4 separate regions of the Homo sapiens genome follow, and all the other regions are linked to region 2. Evidence: read pairs that join two places in POLR2A ChIA-PET (ENCODE). Cell type or tissue: CD4-positive, alpha-beta T cell. All regions are shown on one strand. Region 1 has its middle 190 kb from the start of RRAGB. Region 2 holds the start of USP51 (ubiquitin specific peptidase 51). Region 3 holds the start of APEX2 (apurinic/apyrimidinic endodeoxyribonuclease 2). Region 4 overlaps KLF8 (KLF transcription factor 8).

Region 1 (5,000 bases), 420 kb before region 2:
TCCTGTCTCATTCAGAATAAAAGTCAAAGTCTTTACAAGTTCCCATATGATCTAGCCCCCTCTATCTCACTGACCTTATATCCCGCACTCTTCCTCTTGTCCACTCCAGTGATACTGACCTTCTTACTATTCTTTGAACATACCATGCCTTTGCACTTGCTACTTCCTCTGTCTAGAACACCTTTCCCTCAGGTATTCTCACGGCTGGCTCCCTCACTTCATTCAGATATATTCTTTAAAATCACCCCAATTCCACATGCCCTGTAGCTTTTCTCCTATCTTATCCCCACTCAACGTATATGTTCATTGTTTTTTGTTAGTCCCCTCCACCAACACCTCCTCATTAGAATATAATCTCCAAGAAGGCATATTTTCCCCAGAGTCTTGTGTGGTGATGATACAGAGTAGATTCTCAGTATGTAATTGTCAAATGAATGAACGAATGAATGAATGAATATAATAACACAATGTAATTTTGTGTCAATACCTTGCTCTGTCACAGTTCCCTACCCTGGACCGCTGAGTAAGAACTAGGAAGGGACTCAAAACAAAGGAAATTGCAGAGCACCGGGAACTGTGGCATTCCATTGACCAAACAAAAACCTACAGAGTGAAATATGAACCCTAAAACCTCAAACATATTTTCATCTCTTCGACCTGTGGAGTATCATTAGGCTCTATCCACAGTCCTGCCACCCTCCCTGTGCAGAAACATAAGAGAGACAAATATGTAAGAGATGTCACTGGTCCATAAGAGACCCTTTCTAACAAGTTTCTGCCACACCAGCTCTTCTTTAACAGTGGAAGGGAGATGGTGAAGCCCTCTTTCCCAAAACAATCTCCCTTACTGGACATGGATAACGCCAAAGTGGCATTAGCTTTCCTACTGAAGTTTCCTGCTCTTTCCTCTCTGCATGCCATTTTGATTTGAGTTCCTATTTCTTCTAGCTGGAATTCCCAGTCACTTGGCTTTGAGCATATGGACACCTGGTACTGAACAGAAGACAATAAAAGTGAACCATTGAGCCATTCATGTAAGAAATGTTTGGTAAATGTTGGAATCAAATTCAACATTTGTCTCCATATCCTGGGAAGGCTACTAATCAGTTAAAAAGGGAGTCATTGACAACACTCTGCATGGCCTTGACATTTTACACAAACCTCCCAGCAGTGTGATCAGCCACAGGCAATGCACCTGGCATTCAATAAAATTTGTAGAATGAATTTGTTCAAGATACCTGCACTGCCATGGCGCCTTTCAGGAAATGGAAATTTTCCCTTTGAGCTAAAACAGCAGTCAACTGGCTGCAGTTAACTAATGTGTAACTTGGCAACATTGCCCACGGTGCACCTCCTAAGAACCACACGGATATTAGAACCAAGTATGGAAGCTGGTCTGAGTAAGAAAAAGCTGTCCTCGCCACACAAATTCCTTCCAACATAGAGGTACTGCCACCCTTCTCATAATTGAATTTCCAGTTAAATAGTGCACTGTCCCTTTAAGAAGCCAGGCAAGATGGAGCCCTCCTAGCTCACAGCTAGAGGCTTCAGGCAACCTGATAGGGTTGCTGCAGGGTGATAAAAAGAAAGAATGCCAGGAGGGAGGAAGTCGAGGCTCTAATACCTGGAGGAGAAATCAAGGATCCAACCACACAGCCATCGAACTGAGCGCGCCTGTCCCGCCCGTGGTAGCTCCCCTAGGCTCTAAAGCACCACCTCCCTTCCCCTCCCCTTCTTACCAACCCCACTCTGCTCCACCCTGAAAGGTTTTCCTTGAAAGAGGCTATTTCGCCGCCCAGAGAGGGTGATAAAAGGAAGGTGGAGTGGGAGGTGGCAGTTGGTAAGGCAAAATAAAAGGAACTTACTTTCGGATTCTGCGCCTCCGAAGGCATCCTCTCCTCCCAGCCCCGGGGCCTGGGCCGACGGGGCGGGGCCGGGATTGAGCTCTTGGACCCGGGGTCCTCACTCCCTCGGACTACACACGTAGTTGAGTGAAGAGTTAGGGGGAATGGGCACCGACTAGGGCCGGTGTACAGTCTATTTTAATTATCTCAAGGGAAGGCAGAAGAGTGTAAAGAGTGTTAGCCAGGGGAAGGAGTGGAGGTGAACTCTAAAACCTTCCTTTTCCCTACTTTCTCGTTAGCTTACCTCCCCCGGCATTAGCAATATCAAGAGCAATGGTTTTCTTTTTTCTTCCTTTTGGTATCTCTCAGCTGCCAGTCTCGACCCCACCCAGCGGCTCCACCCCATCTACTACTACACCATTCTGTCAATCACCAGCCCCTTTAAAGCTGCATCGCACAACTTGGTTGTTCGTCCCACTTAGGCTGGCGGACATAATCTTGGTCCTTCCGACCTTTTCAACAATACCCCGGACCTTTCTGCTGGATTTATGAAGCTGAGGTTGTTTGCTAGTGGCGGCCTCCCCGCCCCCTTTGTCCTGGAGCTTGAATACTGGGCTGCACCCAAACTTCTTCCGGCAGGGGGCAGGCCCCGCCACACCCCACCGCATCTCTTTTCATTACTTTGTTTCCGGTAAAACTGGTTCCCTAGGCTGCCAGATCCCTAAGAAAGTTTCTGCGACGCCCCCTTGGCGCCGCCCACGCCCATGCAGTCTTTGGACTGAAGTGGCTACAACAGCTCTAGAGTTTCTGGGGACTCTTCCTTCTGCCTATCCTGGGATGCTCAGTCTTCTCTGTCTCTCATCTGTGTGAGTCTGCATGTTTTTTGACTAGAATGGGGAAGGGGAAGGGAGAGAGGGTGGTGATTCCCAGAAATGTGCCTTATGCCTCTAATTCACCCAAACAGCAGTCCCTTACTACCGCCCCACCTCATAACTAGGCAGCTCAAAGTCAGAGAAGGGCCCTGAGGTTCCATCCCACAGGTATAACTGGAACTCCAGAATGACCCATGAGAAATCATGTTTAATGCCATCCCCCCCTTCAGTTAATGACAATACCTGGTTGCTTAGGCCAAAAATCTTGGAGCCATCCCTGATTCTTCTCTCACAAGTCTCATCCAATTATTGAGGAAATCCCGTTAGCTTTGTCCTAAAAGTGTGTTCAGCATCTGACCATTTCTCACCCTTTCCACTACTACTACCCTGACCCTGATCCTGACCATCACCATCTCCCAAATGGATGGCTAGAAGAGTGTCCTCACTGGTGACCCTTCTTCCACATCTGCCCTGCTAAAATCTGTTCAACAGCCAGCAAACAAATAGTCTTTCTAAAAGGCAAATCTGACCAGGTCGCACCTCTGTTTAAAACCTTTCAGTCATTTCCCATTGCAGTTAGCATCCAGATTGTCTTATATTATCAACAAGGCCCTCAAGATCCACCTGTCCCCTGCCTGTCTCTTTGACTTGATTTGTAAACACCTTGTTCACACTGCTGTAGCTATGCTGACCTCCTTTTCATTGCAATATATTAAGATCTCTCTCACCTCAAGGCCTTTGCATTCCTTTTCCTTCTGTCTGATTATGCCCATGGTGGGCTCCAATATCCTACACATCTCAGGAAAGCGTTCCCTTACCATGTGGATTAAGGTAACTCCCACAATCCAGGCACTCTCTATGACCTCATCTCATTTTATTTTTATCACAGCACAGATCACAATTTAATCTGTGTGTTTGTTTCTGTGACAAAGTAAGTCTCCCACTAGAGTATAAGCTCAGTAAGAGCAGGGACATCATCTATTTTGCTCATTGCTCTATCCACAGCATACTGAACAGTGGGTGTCATATAGTAGGGACTCAATAAAAATTTGTTGAAAGAACAATTAAAGGCAATATCATCAGGGATTTATCTGGGTGATATCTGTTTGTAAACAATAAACAAATCAAAACAGAAAACAAGAAAGAAATACACACCTGATATGAACTACTTCCCCTATTTATTCTTCCTTAGAACATCTGCTTGAATATCTTGCCTCTGGGCTGAGTTGGCAACATGATTGGAGCAGTGACATAGTAGAAGTGTGCTTTCAGGTTAGCTTTTAGGGTTGGCAGTGGATAGCTGATGGTTGACTTGTGTTCTTAATTTAAAGATGAAGGGAAGAATAAAATTAAGAGCATTGGTTACATAAAGCAAGAAGGGTGGTTTAAGCAATTTTGTAAACTATGACCTTGATACAGGGTCATAAGAAGCAGCCATTTTCCTTCACCACTAGAAGAGTATAGGGCTATTTAGTCTCAACAAGAGAAAACTTAGGAGGACAACAATCTTTTTTTCAGGGTTGTCTTGAGCTGTCATTAACATGTCATTGGTTGCTTATACCCACTGTGTCCTAACCTTAACTATCTGCCTGTTCATAGAGGTTACTCAGCCCAAATCTCTGGACCTCTAGCCATGAATGCCAGGCAGCTTTTACTAGGCTGCTACTTATACGTGAGCATAATATTATAGGGAGTTTTGACAGATACCATGGTTATATTCTCAGCACAATGCTAAGCACTGTGGACCATAGGCAAAGAAAGGACTCTTTCAATAAATTTCCCCTTTCTCTAACTTTTGTGTGTGTGTTTTTTGGGGTTTTTTTTTTTTTTTTTTTTTTTTTTTTTGAGATGGAGTCTCATTCTCTCGCCCAGGCTGGAGTGCAGTGGGGCAATCTTGGCTCACTGCAAGCTCTGCCTCCTGGGTTCACGCCATTCTCCTGCCTCAGCCTCCAGAGAAGCTGGGACTACAGGCGCCCGCCACCATGCCTGGCTAATTTATTTTATTTTATTTTATTTTGTTGTGCTTTAAGTTTTAGAGAACTTTTACACTATTTCTGAGAATCAAGGCAGGGTTATTTGTAAGGATGATGCAGAGGGGCTTAGTATTTGGCATCAGGCAAGCTAAGACTGGGTTGAAATTGAGACAACCCTGAAAATTGTGGAAATTGCTATACAATACAGGTTACAAACCAACAGTCCATAAGTTAAATTTGGCCAGCAGATAAATTTTGTTTGTCTGCAATGTATATGTATATGTGTGTGTGCATGTGTGCCTGTGCAGGTG
Region 2 (5,000 bases):
ACTCTGGCTTACTTGCTTTTGTGCCCAGTTTTGTTTGGCTGTATATTCATAGTGCCCAGTGCAGCAGTAGGTGCTCTTTACATATCTGCTGAATAAACCAATCTAGGTAGGGCTGGCATTCTCATGATTCTGATTTTGCACAGGAGAAAGCGAAGGCTCAGAAGACAGAAGTATTTATAAATTGTGCCCTGCCTCCCTGCCTGCATAAAGGGTGCAGGGCTGTCTCAGAGCAGCTGGGATCCAAGCCACAGGTGGCACAGCTAGCAAATGACTGACTCAGCATTTCCTTCTAGGGCTGCTAACCCAGAGTGGAGCAACTCTTTGCTTAGCTGTGGCTGAGAAAATGCCCTTCCCTAGGGGAGAAAAAGCACGTTTTCCTGCACAAGCCAGTCTATAATTCCAAAGCACTTTCCCTCCGGGTGCTAGTATGTGACTGAGATATGGTCGAATCTAAACCAAGTCACAAAATCAGTGATATCCATTGTGCGGAGGTATCCACTAGATGCCACTGCCAAGTTAAGAGAGCTGAATCCTAATCGTGAGGTTTTGAGGGGAGGTGTGTGACTTTCTCAGAGAGATTAAATGTAGCATTAAACATCCGCTGTAATAAACCGTAATTTTCTTGGGATTGGACCGGAAGGGCAACAAGCCCTGGAGATAGCTTTCCTCCGGGTTGTCGCCTTGGATGCCGGATCTGTCAAAGAAAAGGAAAAGTCTCCTGGCGTATGGACTTCAGGACACAAACAGTTGTATCTTGTGCTTCTCCCAGCACAATCTAGCGCTATAATGCACCTATGGCATCTTTGTTGAATACATGCTCCTGTATATGGACTGCCTAGGATGGATGATCGGGTGAACTGAGCCATAACTTTGAGAGAGCTTTGAAAGAGAAAGGCATTCTCTTCTCCTCTACTCTGCATCAGGAGTTGTTCTCTATGCTGATTTTCAGGAGCGGACTGAAAAAAGAGGTGTGACAGATAAAGCTCGCCAAAAAGGTCTTTTACTTGATATATACTATGACTCAGTGTTCACATTGGGCTAGGGTTATTATTTCAATTTCTCTTTAAAAATTGACACAACTAAGGCTCAGAGAAGTTAAGTGTTTTATCCGAGGTCACACAGCAAGCATGTGCCTGGGCTCAGGTCTCTCTGAGCCTGAGCCCTTGCTTATGCTTCCTCCCCTGCACATTCTGGGATAATCTCTCTCTCTTTCTCTCTCTCTCTCTCCCTCCCTCCCTCCGTCAACTCCCAGAGACCAGGCTCTGACAGGATCCTGAGGGATTCCTGCCAGAGGGTTGCCATCTCTGGAAGCCCCCACCCCCACGCCGGGTGAATCTTTTTTTCTGTGGAGTGCGGGCCTGGAGCTAGGTGAGGCCTGAGCCTCCATTTCAGGGGCTTTCTGTAGAATCTGTTGCTGCTGTTGCCTCCAGCAGAGTCTGTTTCAGGAAGAGGTTTGCCTGCCTGCGCGGGACAGCGGTGCCATTCATCACTGCAGGAGGGCAGAATCCGGGGTTGGGGGCCGCACGTCGAGAGGGGAGGGGCCAGGGGGCGGCCCCCTTGTGACCAGCCCTGAGGAGAGGTCAGGAGAGAAGGCTGGCTGAGGAGCGCCTGGACAGCAGCAGTTGCTGACGTTCTATATCACGCGCCTGGGGCCCAAGGTAACCCAGACCTTTAAACAAACTGCCGGGCTGGGGGTGTTGCGGGGGCAGGAGAGGGAAAAGGGAGCGGAGACTTCGGGGGTCGCGCGAGGATAGTGGTGGCCATAGAGGTGGCAAATGCGTGAAGGGAGGGAGTAGTAATCCGAATTCTAGGAGAAATCATAGGAATTGAAGTCGCAGAAGCAAGAAAAGGGGTGTGAGAGCACAAGCGCGAAAAAGCGTGAGAGGGCGCAAGAGCTGGGTGGACCGAAAGTGCGCTGAGGGGCAACGGCTTAGAGTGGAACACACCGGGTCACAGAAGTATAGGTTAGGTAGAAACAGAGGGACACTTTCTTCCTGTGAGTTCATTTTCCAAAAGTGCGTCCTTTCAGCCATTTTGGAGAGAAAATGTTGACCCAAGTGTTTTTTAGGATACAGGGAAAGAACGTCAGAGGAAGCTGCACCAAAGCGAGGCTGCGCAGGGCGCAAAAAAGCAGTCAGAGGGTGGCGCCTTTTTTAAAGAAGTTTCCATCCTTTCTGTCCTAAAGCTCAGGCCGTTCCCCACCCCCACCGCTCGCTAGCCTTCTGTTCCCAGTCCCCTGGCATGATCTGATCGCCTTTGAAGCAGGTAACCGCCTCGGTCTCCCCATCAGCTCCAGGGGCCTCTCAGTTGAGTGGGTGGAGCCGACAGAAGCCGCGGGCTGAGCTCAAGGGCCGATGGGAGGGGTCCTGGGGGCGCTAACTGCGCACCGCGGCCATGACGCTGGGCAGATCATTCACAGAAGTCTCTGTCTCCTTTCATCTACAGTCGCAGCTGTTTTCCAGACGCCTTGCTCCTCAGGTCGGGGAGTGATCTGATGGCCCAGGTTCGAGAAACTTCTTTGCCCTCCGGCTCTGGGGTCCGCTGGATCTCCGGAGGTGGGGGAGGAGCCTCTCCTGAGGAGGCGGTTGAGAAGGCGGGGAAAATGGAGGAGGCGGCGGCGGGGGCTACGAAGGCGTCTTCGAGACGTGAAGCCGAGGAGATGAAGCTGGAGCCATTACAAGAGCGTGAGCCCGCGCCGGAGGAGAACTTGACGTGGAGCAGCAGCGGCGGCGACGAGAAGGTGCTCCCTTCAATCCCCCTTCGCTGTCACAGCAGCTCCTCGCCCGTTTGCCCGCGCCGCAAGCCCCGCCCTCGGCCCCAGCCCCGGGCCCGCTCCCGCAGCCAGCCTGGGCTCTCGGCCCCACCCCCGCCTCCAGCCCGGCCCCCGCCCCCGCCGCCACCCCCGCCCCCACCCGCACCGCGGCCCAGGGCCTGGCGTGGATCCCGGCGCAGATCCCGGCCTGGGTCCAGGCCTCAGACACGGAGAAGCTGCTCTGGTGACCTAGACGGGTCGGGGGATCCTGGCGGCTTAGGGGACTGGTTGCTGGAGGTCGAGTTTGGTCAGGGTCCCACAGGCTGCTCTCATGTGGAGAGCTTTAAAGTAGGTAAGAACTGGCAGAAGAACCTGAGGTTGATCTACCAGCGTTTCGTTTGGAGTGGGACCCCAGAGACTAGGAAACGTAAAGCAAAGTCATGCATCTGTCACGTATGTAGTACCCATATGAACAGACTCCACTCTTGTCTCTCCTGTGTCTTTTTTGGCTGCTTCACTGAGAAACATATTCACAAACATGCAGAAACAAAGCAGCACCATTTAGCTGTAGACCTTTATCATGGGGTCATATATTGCTTCATGTGTAAGGATTATGTATATGACAAAGACATAGAACAGATTGCCAAAGAAACAAAAGAAAAAATTTTGAGATTATTAACTTCCACCTCAACAGATGTTTCTCATCAACAGTTTATGACATCAGGGTTTGAAGACAAGCAATCAACCTGTGAGACAAAGGAACAGGAGCCAAAATTGGTGAAACCCAAGAAAAAGAGAAGAAAAAAGTCAGTCTATACTGTAGGCCTGAGAGGGCTAATCAATCTTGGGAACACTTGTTTTATGAATTGTATTGTCCAGGCACTTACCCATATTCCTCTACTGAAAGATTTCTTCCTCTCTGACAAGCACAAATGTATAATGACAAGCCCCAGCTTGTGTCTGGTCTGTGAAATGTCTTCGCTTTTTCATGCTATGTACTCTGGGAGCCGAACTCCTCACATTCCCTATAAGTTACTGCATCTGATATGGATCCATGCAGAACATTTAGCAGGGTACAGGCAGCAGGATGCCCATGAGTTCCTTATTGCAATATTAGACGTGCTACATAGACACAGCAAAGATGATAGTGGTGGGCAGGAGGCCAATAACCCCAACTGCTGTAACTGCATCATAGACCAAATCTTTACAGGTGGCCTGCAATCAGATGTCACATGTCAAGCCTGCCATAGTGTTTCTACCACCATAGACCCATGCTGGGACATCAGTTTGGACTTGCCTGGCTCTTGTGCCACATTCGATTCCCAGAACCCAGAGAGGGCTGACAGCACAGTGAGCAGGGATGACCACATACCAGGAATCCCCTCACTTACAGACTGTCTACAGTGGTTTACAAGGCCAGAGCACCTAGGAAGCAGTGCCAAAATCAAATGCAATAGTTGCCAAAGCTACCAGGAGTCTACTAAACAGCTCACAATGAAAAAATTACCCATTGTGGCTTGTTTTCATCTCAAGCGGTTTGAGCATGTAGGCAAACAGAGGCGAAAGATTAATACCTTTATCTCCTTTCCCTTGGAGCTGGACATGACTCCGTTTTTGGCCTCTACTAAAGAGAGCAGAATGAAAGAAGGCCAGCCACCAACAGATTGTGTGCCCAATGAGAATAAGTATTCCTTGTTTGCAGTGATTAATCACCATGGAACTTTGGAAAGTGGCCACTATACCAGCTTCATCCGGCAACAAAAGGACCAGTGGTTCAGCTGTGATGATGCCATCATCACCAAGGCTACCATTGAGGACTTACTCTACAGTGAAGGGTATTTACTGTTCTATCACAAACAGGGTCTAGAGAAAGACTAGTCTTACCAGACCACTTACTGAAAAAAAAGTAAATGATTAGGCAAGGATTTTGAAGTGACACACAGACCTACTTGGAATGGACAATGACAGTAACACCTATGTGACAGCTAGTATCTTGATATAAAGAACCTATTTTAGCATGGCCCATGGGTCTGTCGGAAGAAAAAAATGAATACTAACCAGTGACCATTCAACCTTAAGAAATGGGGAGAGGGAGAAGAGGTTGAAAATGGTCACATAAAGCATAATGAAATGAAAAGAATGCTTTAGGTGGGGACAACGGGAGTAGAAGTGTTCTGATGCTACTCTATGTCATTTGTTTTTACAGAAATATCTTGTGAAGTCAGGGAGTATTCCTTTATCAGCAAAA
Region 3 (5,000 bases), 490 kb after region 2:
GAGAGGGATATCTAAGGATTACCACCAGGTAATGGTGCTGCTATTCACACAGAACACCCAGAAAGACAGCAACCTGGGGCACTGAGTTCAGCACTAAGTTGCTTTTGAGATGTCTATGGTAATAAGAGCTGGATCACTAGGCCAGCCCCACATTGTAGAGATGGAAACTCAAGCTTCAGAGGGGGGAAAAATTTGCCAGGGTCACACACTGAGTAGCCCAGCCAGGACTAAACCAGGAAAGGCAAATTTGGGAACTTCTCCACGGTGCATGTATGTTTACATGGCAAGCCTTAGAATCTTCACACTCAAAGAGTAGCACCAGCAGTGCTCAGTAGCAGGGAGATATGAGCTATTACCGGATCTTATGCTGTGTGAGGAGGGCCCTGCCCTCACTATCCAGAGCCCGGAGTTCCTCTTGGGTAAACTCATCCATGTTTCCATAGCAACCAACATCCCCATTCTGGGTGGCAAACAGGCCACTCAGGCCTTCTTCAGCAGCCACTGGGGTAGCATTGTCCTTACAGAAGGTGGCTACACCTGGGAACAGACAGGGCACTCTGAGCAGACCTGGCAGTCAATAGCCTGTTGCACAGCCTGTCCCACTCCAATTGTCCCCACACAAGTCATCTAAGTCATCTTCATAAAGTGTGGTTCTTGGGCAACCTTATTCAAACCCTGGAGTCTCAGTTCCTACATCTAAAAAAGCCACAGAATGTTCTAAGTGTTTTACATTGATACATGGTGAGTGCTCAAGACGTATTAGCAATTATTATTATCACATGGATTAATTCATTTAATCCTTGTAACAGCCCCGGAAGGTAAACATTATCCTCATTTTCTAGCTGAGGAACCTGAGGCACCAAGAGGTAATGTAACTTGCCAGAGGGTGCACAGCTAGGAAATGAGCCATGATTCAAACCCAGGCTGTCTGGCTCCACAGTTCACACAATTAAGCACCACACTACTACTGTACTTCTGAGGTCCAGTAGGATAATTCTATCCATAAAAATTATATTTCATGTAATTTACTATTATGCAGCTTTAGCTCTGTAAACTAAATGTCTAAGATTTCTTATTACCCTCTCATCAAATATTGGAAACCCTTTTCCCCTATCTGCCTCCCTCACTAATTTAAAGTCCACAGAAAGCCCCATTTACCAGAATAGCCGCTACGGTTGCGGCTGAAGCTGAAATAGGAGTTATAACCCTCAACGATAGCCAGGGGCTCTGTCAGTGCATCCCCTGGAAAAAAAAAATGTAAGATTAAGTCAGAGGTAAAACTAGCATCCGAGAAACACAAAGGCCTGGAATTACAGTTGTAGGCTAATTCCTTGCACACATCAGAGCCAGAGTTGGGGGTGACGGGAATGAAATATCCATGATTAGAGGAGGACCTAGAAAGATGGGAAATGTCAGAGAGGAAATTGATATCAGAATTAGAAGGCTTGGTGGGGGGCGGTTAGAGACTATGAAGTGGAGGTGGAGAATTAGGTGGGAAGGGGAAAGAATCAGAGCTAAGCCTGGGGGTCTGAACGATAGGAGGAAGCTGGGGATGGGGATGGACATACGAGAGGATGGTGGGAATCTGAGCTAAGGGTGAGAGGTAAGAGAGAGGGAATTAGGGGATCTGAACTGGGGGTGGAGGGAAAAGGAATTAGGGGATTCTGAGGGGAGATAAGAGGGTGAAGAAATAAGAGGACATCTAAGCTTGGGGTGGGAAATGAGGTGGGAATTAGGGACTTTCCGCTGGGAGGAGAGATGGGAATAGATAAGGGGTACTGGGGTTCTGAGGTGGAAATGTGAAAAAGAGGAAATTAGACTGAGCTGGGGTCAAAGATGGGGTGGGAATTAGAGGATCTGAGCTTGGGGCAGGGATGAAGAATTCGGGGGTTTGACTTGGCGGCGGGGAGATGGACAGCGTATGGAAGGAGGAAATTCAGGGGACTGAGTTTGGGGCCGGAGAATGAGTGGGAATCTGACTAGATATGGGGTTTCGAGAAGGAGCTAAAGTTTGCTGAAGACAGGAGATGGAGTGCAATTAGGGGATCTAGCTAGGGTGGGAAATGGAAGTTTAAGAGGGAAGGGACCTGGGTCTAAGGACAGGACTCTAAGAATAGGAAACTGGGAAAGTAAAATTACATGGGACAGGGGACAAAAGTTAGCGGGAAAGAAAAAGTATGTAGGGATCCTGGAATCCAGAGCGCTCACTGGTCACTTTGGTTTCCTGGAGACAGACGATATCCGCATCCAGCTCGTCCAAAATGCGCCCCACGGCCACGGCGGCACAGTTGCTGGGTTCCTGATTTGCCACCCCTTGCAGGGGTCTCCGAATCCCATTGATGTTCCAGCTCACCACGCGCAACATCTTAAAGGGCTGGAACACCTCCCAGCCCGCGCCAACCTAGGCGCGAGCGAACTGCTTCCTGTTCAGAAGTTGGCCAGGCCCGCCTCCCGCGCGCGTTTGCGCAGGCGTTCTCGTGCGTACCACTAAAGCGCCTGACGCACGTCGGGCGGGGGCTTCAACTTCCTCAGCTCTCATTGGCGGGAGGAGGAACTGGGTGGACGCTGAAGGAAGCAAAGCGGAAGCCTAGGGGCAATGAATGGCGAGAGGAGTTTCCAGTTGGGCTCCCGCTCCTTCCGCTCGGACAGCTGAGTCTCAATGCGTTTTTCCTCTACTCAGAAGTCCAAGTGGTGCGTCCGGTTACTTACAAACGGCATTTTGCCACTTTTTAAGCGACGGAACCCTGAGCGGAACTGCTCAGCTGCCAAAGCCCCGCCCTCAGTGCGGCGGACCGCCCACCTAAGTTCACAGATGGCTGCAGCGCTTGCGCCCCAGGAATAGCTGGCGCTAAGTGCTCGCGTTGGACTGGGCAAAGGGAAGTTCATGGTTGGAGGAGGGAGCAGTAAGAGTCGCTCCACTGAGATAAGACTTAGGAGGAGGGCCTTTGGCTTTATTGGGGCAGAGGGGAGGAGGAGGAGGCTGTCTCAAGCCTGCCCTGTAGCTTTTGTCTTGGCTCTTAACATTCTGAAGGATGTAGCCGGACACATCCTTACTCTTGGTTCTGTTTCTCAGATAAGTGAAATCGAAGCCCAGGAAATGTAAGCTCGTGAGCAGCATTGTCTCCGGATGCATCCATGGCTCTTCTGTATATGTTATCTCATTTCATTCTCAAGACAACCCAGTTCGGGACATGGAGGCTAAGTTAGAGACGTCGAATGAATTCATTTCATTCTCACAGTTCACTCTCTCTTACACTGAAGTAGTAGAGCCAGGATTCACACCCTGTCTTAATTAGCTCAATAATTACTTTTCTGAGTGTTTTTACTGACCACACACCTCCCCAGTTAAGTCTTTTCCTCTGGGGCCCCACGGCACCCTATGGTCCATTCTGTCACAGTACTTATAATACACAGCTATCATTGACTTCTATTTCTGCTGCCATTAGAATGCCAGCAACTTGAGAGCAATGACCATGTCTGGTTCATCTTGTTAGCCCCATCCCCTAATACTGGACACAGCATATGTTGGGAAGCAATAGATATTTGTCAGGTGAATGAATGAACAAAGGATAATAGCAAGAGCATCGACAGGTTCATGGCTTGTTTTTGAGAGCACAAAAATTAGAAGTAATGGATATGCCCAATGTCCAGGGAAAAGCATAACGATGCATCTTTAGGTTCCTCACCCAGAATTGCAGCATAATTATTTGTTCCCCAGAATTTAAGTCTTAGAGCCATCATCCTCAATGGTTACAGCAAAGACGCAGTAAACTGCTTTTCCTCCTGGAGGACTTAAAAGGTTACCAGTTGTTGCTATCAGAAAATAGCTCTGTGATTAAAATAAAAATTTGCATGTCCTGAGCTTCTTCATGCTTTGGGAGTTATTGACTCAGGATTGACTCCCATGAGTGCGATAACTAGGACAAAGGAAATGAACATTTTTATTGCTCTTGCTTCATATTGCCAGATTGCTTTCCAGTAAGGGATTATGCCCATTTACACTGAAGATCGATCTGAAACTCAGCACCAGCGAAATCCAGAACTTGCCTGTCTCCATGGCTGGTTTTAATTTCCCCATTCTGCAGTGGCTTGTTAATATTAGTTCTGACCTTTGGGGCAAGGTGAACACATGGTTGGACTGAAGAGAAAAGGCTTCTGGTGGCTCAGGAACGTCTTTGGCAACTACAACAGCTGATATTTCAACAGAGCACATACATCCCCCACTTAACAAGGGTACGTCCTCAGCCTTCTCAGGGAACCAACGAACACCTCCAGGCTTCCTCTTTGATGCCACCCACTGGACCTGCCTTGGGGGTCTGTAAATGCAAGAGAACCGAGTGTTGGATAATTAGCGATGGAAGAAAAAACCTCTAGAATAAAAGGTAGGTGAGAAAGAAGGGAAAGTAGGCAGGAGTTGCACAAATCCACATCCATTCTTCAGGCCCTCTGGAAAGTTTTCTTTGCATAGATGGTTGGTTGTCGTGTGCATTAAAGGGCATGGGAAAGTGGGGGAAAAGATTATATCTATATGTAACCTATTTATCTGTCTGTATATTTTTAAAAGTCCATTCTGGCCTTTATGGGACACTGGCCCCCAGGGCAATTCACTAGCACCTGTGAAAGTCTCTCTAACTTGGTCAAGTCTGGTTTTGAATGAACTGAGTGATTGAGATTATAGCTCTTACCTCCCCACTGATGTGTAAAGTAGGGTTGATTTGCTGTGGCGCTTTGAACAAGCTCTCTTGCTTCTCTGGGCATCAGTAGCTTCCTCAGTAAAATGGAAATCAAAGTCTCTAGCCAACGTTCCTCAGAGGGCTGTCACGATCAAGAAGAGTGGAAAGGCAGAAACCAAAGCTCTTTGGAGACATTTCAGGACTTCCTCGCTCTAAGAGTAGTCATCTTGCTTTTTCTATAGGCTCCACAAGCAATCCCACCCAAAACCCTCCAGCTGCTGTGCGACTATAGTCTGTGGAGAGCCACTTCCATGACTAGGATTCAGT
Region 4 (5,000 bases), 760 kb before region 2:
AACCCAGCACTTTGGGAGGCCGAGGTGGGCGGATCATGAGGTCAGGAGTTCGAGACCAGCCTAGCCAATATGGTGAAACCCTGTCCCTACTAAAAATACAAAAATTAGCCGGGCATGGTGGTGCGTGCCTGTAGTCCCAGCTACTCAGGAGGCTGAGGCAGAAGAATAGCTTGAACCTGGAAGGCAGAGGATGCAGTGAGCCAAGATTGTGCCACTGCACTCCATCCTGGGTGACAAAGCGAGACTCCGTCTCAAATAAATAAATAAATAAATAAATAAATATATAAAAATTCAAAAAATAAAATAAAAGTTGAAATTATAACAAAAAGATTCCTAAATGTAACCAACTTTATCTGATGAATTAAATAAAGAAACAGACAAGTATTGTATATACAACACTGTATACTCAAGTCTATAGGTGATTTAAGGATTTTCAAGGTTAATTTTGACTGTATTTGAGTTTCACTCATGCAGTGAATTTGCAACCCCAAGAAAGACGGGACTTCAACATCTAGCACAGAGCCCTGGGACATAAAATCCAGATAACCTGTTTCGAATCCTAATTCTTGGAGTGTTCAAGGCCAGTTTTATTTTCCATCAAATGGGGAAACTAAGAATAATGATGGTTAATTTTATGTGACAACTTGGCTGGGCTACAGTGCCCAGATATTTGGTCAAACATTATTCTAGATGTTTCTGTGAAGGTATTTTTTTGGATGAGACCAACATTTAAAACATTGTACTTTAAATAGGGCACATTACTCTCTATAATGTGAGTGGTCCTCAACCAATCAGTTGAAGACCTTAGTTTTTAAAACAAAGACTGTCCTCCATAGAGCAAGAAAGAATTCTTCTCACAATCTGCTTTTGGACTCAAACTGTAACTCCTTCTGAATCTCCAGCCTGCCGGCCTACCCCTGATGGGGTTTTGGACTTGCCATGCCTCCACAATCTAATGAGCCAATTTCTTGAAATCTCTCTCTCTCTCTCTCTCCATGTACATATATGCATACACACACACATACACCATACACACATATCCTGTTGGTTCTGTTTCTCTGGAGAATACTAATTAATACACTGTTCAACAGGATTATGGTGAAGATTAAATAAGACAATGCATTTAATCTTCATCCTATCTGAAATATGAAATAGTGCTATATAAATAGTTGCTATTGTCTACTAAAGGTCTACTCTTGTCTTTATAGCCTTGATTCCAGAGGCTATGTTTCTTTTAGGCCAGATCTACTCCCCAGCTGACTATGAAACCAAGGCATTCATATACTTTCTAGAAATATGTCTTCCTTCACCTCTTCTCAATCCCCAAACATGTTATAGAAAGAAAAATGAGTTTAAATTCTGTAATCACTACCAGGTATTCAATACTATTATGGCCCAATATTAGCACCCTATTTTCCTGATAACTGACCTGCTTGAATACCTGCATTGAGCCACCTTCTGAATTAAGTTGGACCTCCAAGTTGTTTATGAGTTTATCCATATCTGGAAAAGAGAAAAGGAAAAGACAACTTTCAGAATAAAATCTAACCCACTATATGCATAAATATGCCATTAATGTTATGTGTGTTCTATGACCTTTATCTTTCAGTGCTTACCAGATACTGATAAGTCATTGAAACCTTCTGATTTATTTTACTCATCAAGATGGACCTAACTTTTCCCCAATAATATTAGCTGCTCCCCTCCACCAAACTGCATGCAGGTAATCTGTTTCTTCCTATTTCTCCAACATGCTCTGCCTTCAGAGGAACATCAGTATAGCTACAGTTTTCAGTATTCTACCTTCCTGGTCTAGTTCTTGCTTGAAGGAGTTCCAAGCTCCTATATATATATTTACCCGAGTGAACTTATTTACACATCAAGGCCAAATCTCTCTAGAGACGTATTTTATCTGTCTACGTCTCTTAAATCTGCAAGCCAGGTGGGGTAATAAAAACAGTTTTCTCTTTCTTCTTTAGTTTTTCCTCTTAAAAAAAGGAATTAGTGTCTTAATTCAGCTGCCTTAAACCATCAGTCATTCATACTAGAAGCACCTACTAGCTTTCTTCCTCAACCAGATTTTCTGGGAGTTAGATGTGCAGCACTCACATCCCATAATCTTTGGCAAGGCCTTTTTTTTCCTAAGCCACAACTTGTCCATCTATGATTAAAAGATTTCAGACTATCCTCTGCAGAACCCTAAGGCTTCCATGGAACTTGGGGGTGGGGTTTGTTAAATTAAGGTTAGCTTAAAGCTTCCTCCTTACATATTTCAAGTTCAGCCTAAAGGTTTCCCCATCCATAATGAACCATAACCTAACTGGATGTGTAGACAGTGTAATCTACTGTTGCGCCAATCACAGAGTTTCAGCCAATTACAGGCAGTCAACAACTCAAAGTGTTTGAATAAGGCAAATACTGAGATATAACCAATCCAGCTGTTTCTGTACCTCACTTCCATTTTCTGTCCATAAATATTATCTGACTACATGGCAGCCCCAGAGTTGCTCTGAATCTATTATTTCTTCTGGGGGCTGCCTGATTCATGAATCATTCTTTGCTCGATTAAACTGTTAAGTGTAATTTGTCTAAAGTTTCTCTTTTAACAGGTTAATGGAGGAACTGTAGTAAGTAATAAGAATAGTAGAAGCCAGAATTAAGAAAACTGACTTCCAATAGAATCTGAGCTCCTTGCAGGCAGATACTTTCATCTTTGTTTTTTTCACTAATGTATTCCAAGGCCCTAGAACATTGCCTGGTACATGGTAGGTGTTTAATCACATTTTCGAAGGTTTTTGATGACAGTGACAGAAAAGGAGAGTGAGGGAATGTGTTTTCTCAAGTACAGAAATTGGAAAAGGGTGGAAAAGAACGAAAGAAAATTAGAGAATTTATGCATGAAAGATGCCTGAGGTGTAATTAACTATGAAGTGAGAGGTGGTAGAGAGGGTAGCTAAGCTTTTTCTGATTTCTAAGACAGGAAAAGGAGGTGTGATGGTGGAAAAAGAATGTGAGGTCAGGTAACTCTCATACAGCCCACAGGGGGGCACCAAAACGCCAGGAGAGCTTTCTTTGTTGCTGCCAGAACCATGCGTAGGAGTGGAGAAGATTCGATTCTCCCTCTGCATTCACACAACACCTTCAACAGGCTTCATTATTTCTAGCAAGTACAACTTAAGACAGCCAACTCCAATCTGTTCTTCGATTCCTATGGATTAAGAGACAGCAGAGTTGAGGAAGCAGAGTGATTCTGAGAGGCTATATTAGCTTCTATGAACCTCAGTTTCTTCACCTGCCAAAAGAGGGGGTAACACGGTATTGCCTTAACAGAGTTAATGTGAACATTCCATGTTAATACATTCATATGCCATGTAATGACGTTTCAGTCAACGATGACCCACAGATACGACACTGTTCTTTTTTTTTTCATACTTTAAGTTCTAGGGTACACGTGCACAACGTGCAGGTTTGTTACATATGTATCCATGTGCCATGTTGGTGTGCTGCACCCATTAACTCGTCATTTACATTAAGTATATCTCCTAATGCTATCCCTCCGCTCTCCCCCCACCCCATGACAGGCCCCAGTGTGTGATGTTCCCCTTCCTGTGTCCAAGTGTTCTCATAGATACGACAATGATTCTATACAATTATAACAGAGCTAAAAAATTCCTATCACCTAGTGATATCATACCCGCTGTAATGTCACAGTGCAAAGCATTACTCATGTATTTGTGGTGATGCTGGTGTAAACAAATCGACTGTGCTGTCAGTCAATATAATTATATACAGTATGTAATACTTAACAATGATAACAAATGACTATGTTATTGTTTTCTGTATTTACTACACTATACATTCTATCATCATTTTAGAGTGTACTCCTTCTACTTACTAAAAAAAAGTTAATTATAAAACATTCTCAGGCAGGTCTTTCAGGAGGTATCCCAGAAGAAGGTATTGTTGTCATACCAGACGGCAGCTCCATGCATGTTATTACCCCTGAAGATCTTCCAGTGGGACAAGATATAAGGTAGAAGACAGTGATATTGATGATCCTGACCCTCATAGGCCTAGGCTGATGTGTCTTTGTGTCTTAGTTTTTAACAAAAACTTGTAAAAAGCAAAAAAAAAATAATTAACAATAGAAAAAAGCTTATAAAATAAGAATACAAAGAAATAAAATATTTTTGTACAGCTGTACAGGATTTGTGTTTTAAGCTAAAAAAGTTATAGTAAGCTAAGGTTAATTTATAAGAAAAAATTGTTTATAAATTTAGTGTAGCCTAGTGTACACTGTTTAAAAAGTCTAAAGTAAGGTACAGTAATGTCCTAGGCCTTAACATTCACTCGCTACTCACTAAGTGACTTACTCAGAGCAACTTCTAGTTCTGCAAGTTTCCTTCATGTTAAGTGGTGTTCAGGTACACCATTTTAAAATCTTTTATGCCATATTTTAACTGTGCCTTTTCTATGTTTAGATACACAAATATACACCATTATGCTACAACTGCCTACAGTGTCCAGTACAGTAACATGCTATAGAAGTTTGTAGCCTAGGAGCAATAAGCTATACCATATAGCCTAGGTTGTAGTAGATTATACCATCTAGGTTTATGTTAGTACATTCTATGATATTCACACAATGTAAAAATTGTCTAAGGATGTATTTTGCAGAACATATCCCCTTCATTAAGGGATGAATAACTGTACATGTAAATACACTTAAAACAAATCCTGGCATATAGAACACTCTCAGTTAGCTATTATCACCACCATTATTATTGTTGATTATCAGAATCTTGAACTCTGGCCCAAAGAATCTGTCCTGTGTATCAAATAGGACTTTTATACCCCATGAGTTCACAAACCTGCTCCACCTCTTATATTTCTAATCTTAATTTCTAGCACCACCATAAACCCAGTCTATCAGTCTAAAAACCTAGGGGTCAGCCACCTTTGACTCCTCTCTCCCTATCTTCAGCCAGTTGGTTATCAGC

Evidence for each region. Peaks named below come from ENCODE experiments on the same cell type or tissue, not always from the same donor. Only the 100,000 strongest peaks of a DNase experiment are listed, where the experiment ranks them.
Region 1: POLR2A ChIA-PET joins it to region 2 with 21 read pairs; 4 of 35 experiments call an interaction of 5 or more read pairs at or near these places.
Region 3: POLR2A ChIA-PET joins it to region 2 with 11 read pairs; 3 of 35 experiments call an interaction of 5 or more read pairs at or near these places.
Region 4: POLR2A ChIA-PET joins it to region 2 with 13 read pairs; 2 of 35 experiments call an interaction of 5 or more read pairs at or near these places.

What each region holds. Positions count from the first base shown.
Region 1 is chrX:55,905,666-55,910,665 of GRCh38, reverse strand. It overlaps a transcript of KLF8 not described here. Among named protein-coding and RNA genes, the nearest start is that of RRAGB, 190 kb to the right of the region's middle. RefSeq lists enhancers at 1,324-1,383, 1,444-1,513. In CD4-positive, alpha-beta T cell, CTCF peaks have their summits at 2,344 and 2,543; a DNase peak (open chromatin) is centred at 2,485; H3K4me3 peaks cover 1,586 bases; H3K27ac peaks cover 514 bases.
Region 2 is chrX:55,486,434-55,491,433 of GRCh38, reverse strand. It overlaps USP51 (ubiquitin specific peptidase 51), which reads left to right and starts at 1,586. Exons shown (of 3, transcript NM_201286.4): 1 at 1,586-1,658; 2 at 2,069-2,265; 3 at 2,446-5,000. The coding sequence starts at 2,495. The coding sequence ends at 4,630. It overlaps LOC101928692 (a long non-coding RNA gene), which reads right to left and starts at 2,493. Exons shown (of 2, transcript XR_244468.5): 1 at 2,388-2,493; 2 at 1-1,569. RefSeq lists silencers at 1,394-1,503, 2,824-2,903 and enhancers at 1,894-1,993, 2,214-2,653, 2,171-3,030. In CD4-positive, alpha-beta T cell, CTCF peaks have their summits at 1,778 and 1,983; DNase peaks (open chromatin) are centred at 2,353 and 2,683; H3K4me3 peaks cover 2,255 bases; H3K27ac peaks cover 1,350 bases.
Region 3 is chrX:54,997,788-55,002,787 of GRCh38, reverse strand. APEX2 (apurinic/apyrimidinic endodeoxyribonuclease 2) reads right to left here and starts at 2,425. Exons shown (of 6, transcript NM_014481.4): 1 at 2,209-2,425; 2 at 1,159-1,242; 3 at 357-537. The coding sequence starts at 2,365. It also overlaps a transcript of PFKFB1 not described here. RefSeq lists a silencer at 2,405-2,544. In CD4-positive, alpha-beta T cell, no CTCF peak of the experiment used is centred here; DNase peaks (open chromatin) are centred at 2,487 and 2,777; H3K4me3 peaks cover 1,897 bases; H3K27ac peaks cover 1,496 bases.
Region 4 is chrX:56,246,734-56,251,733 of GRCh38, reverse strand. KLF8 (KLF transcription factor 8) reads right to left here. Exons shown (of 6, transcript NM_007250.5): 2 at 1,430-1,503. Among named protein-coding and RNA genes, the nearest start is that of KLF8, 17 kb to the right of the region's middle. In CD4-positive, alpha-beta T cell, CTCF peaks have their summits at 2,825 and 3,024 (motif pointing right); a DNase peak (open chromatin) is centred at 3,053.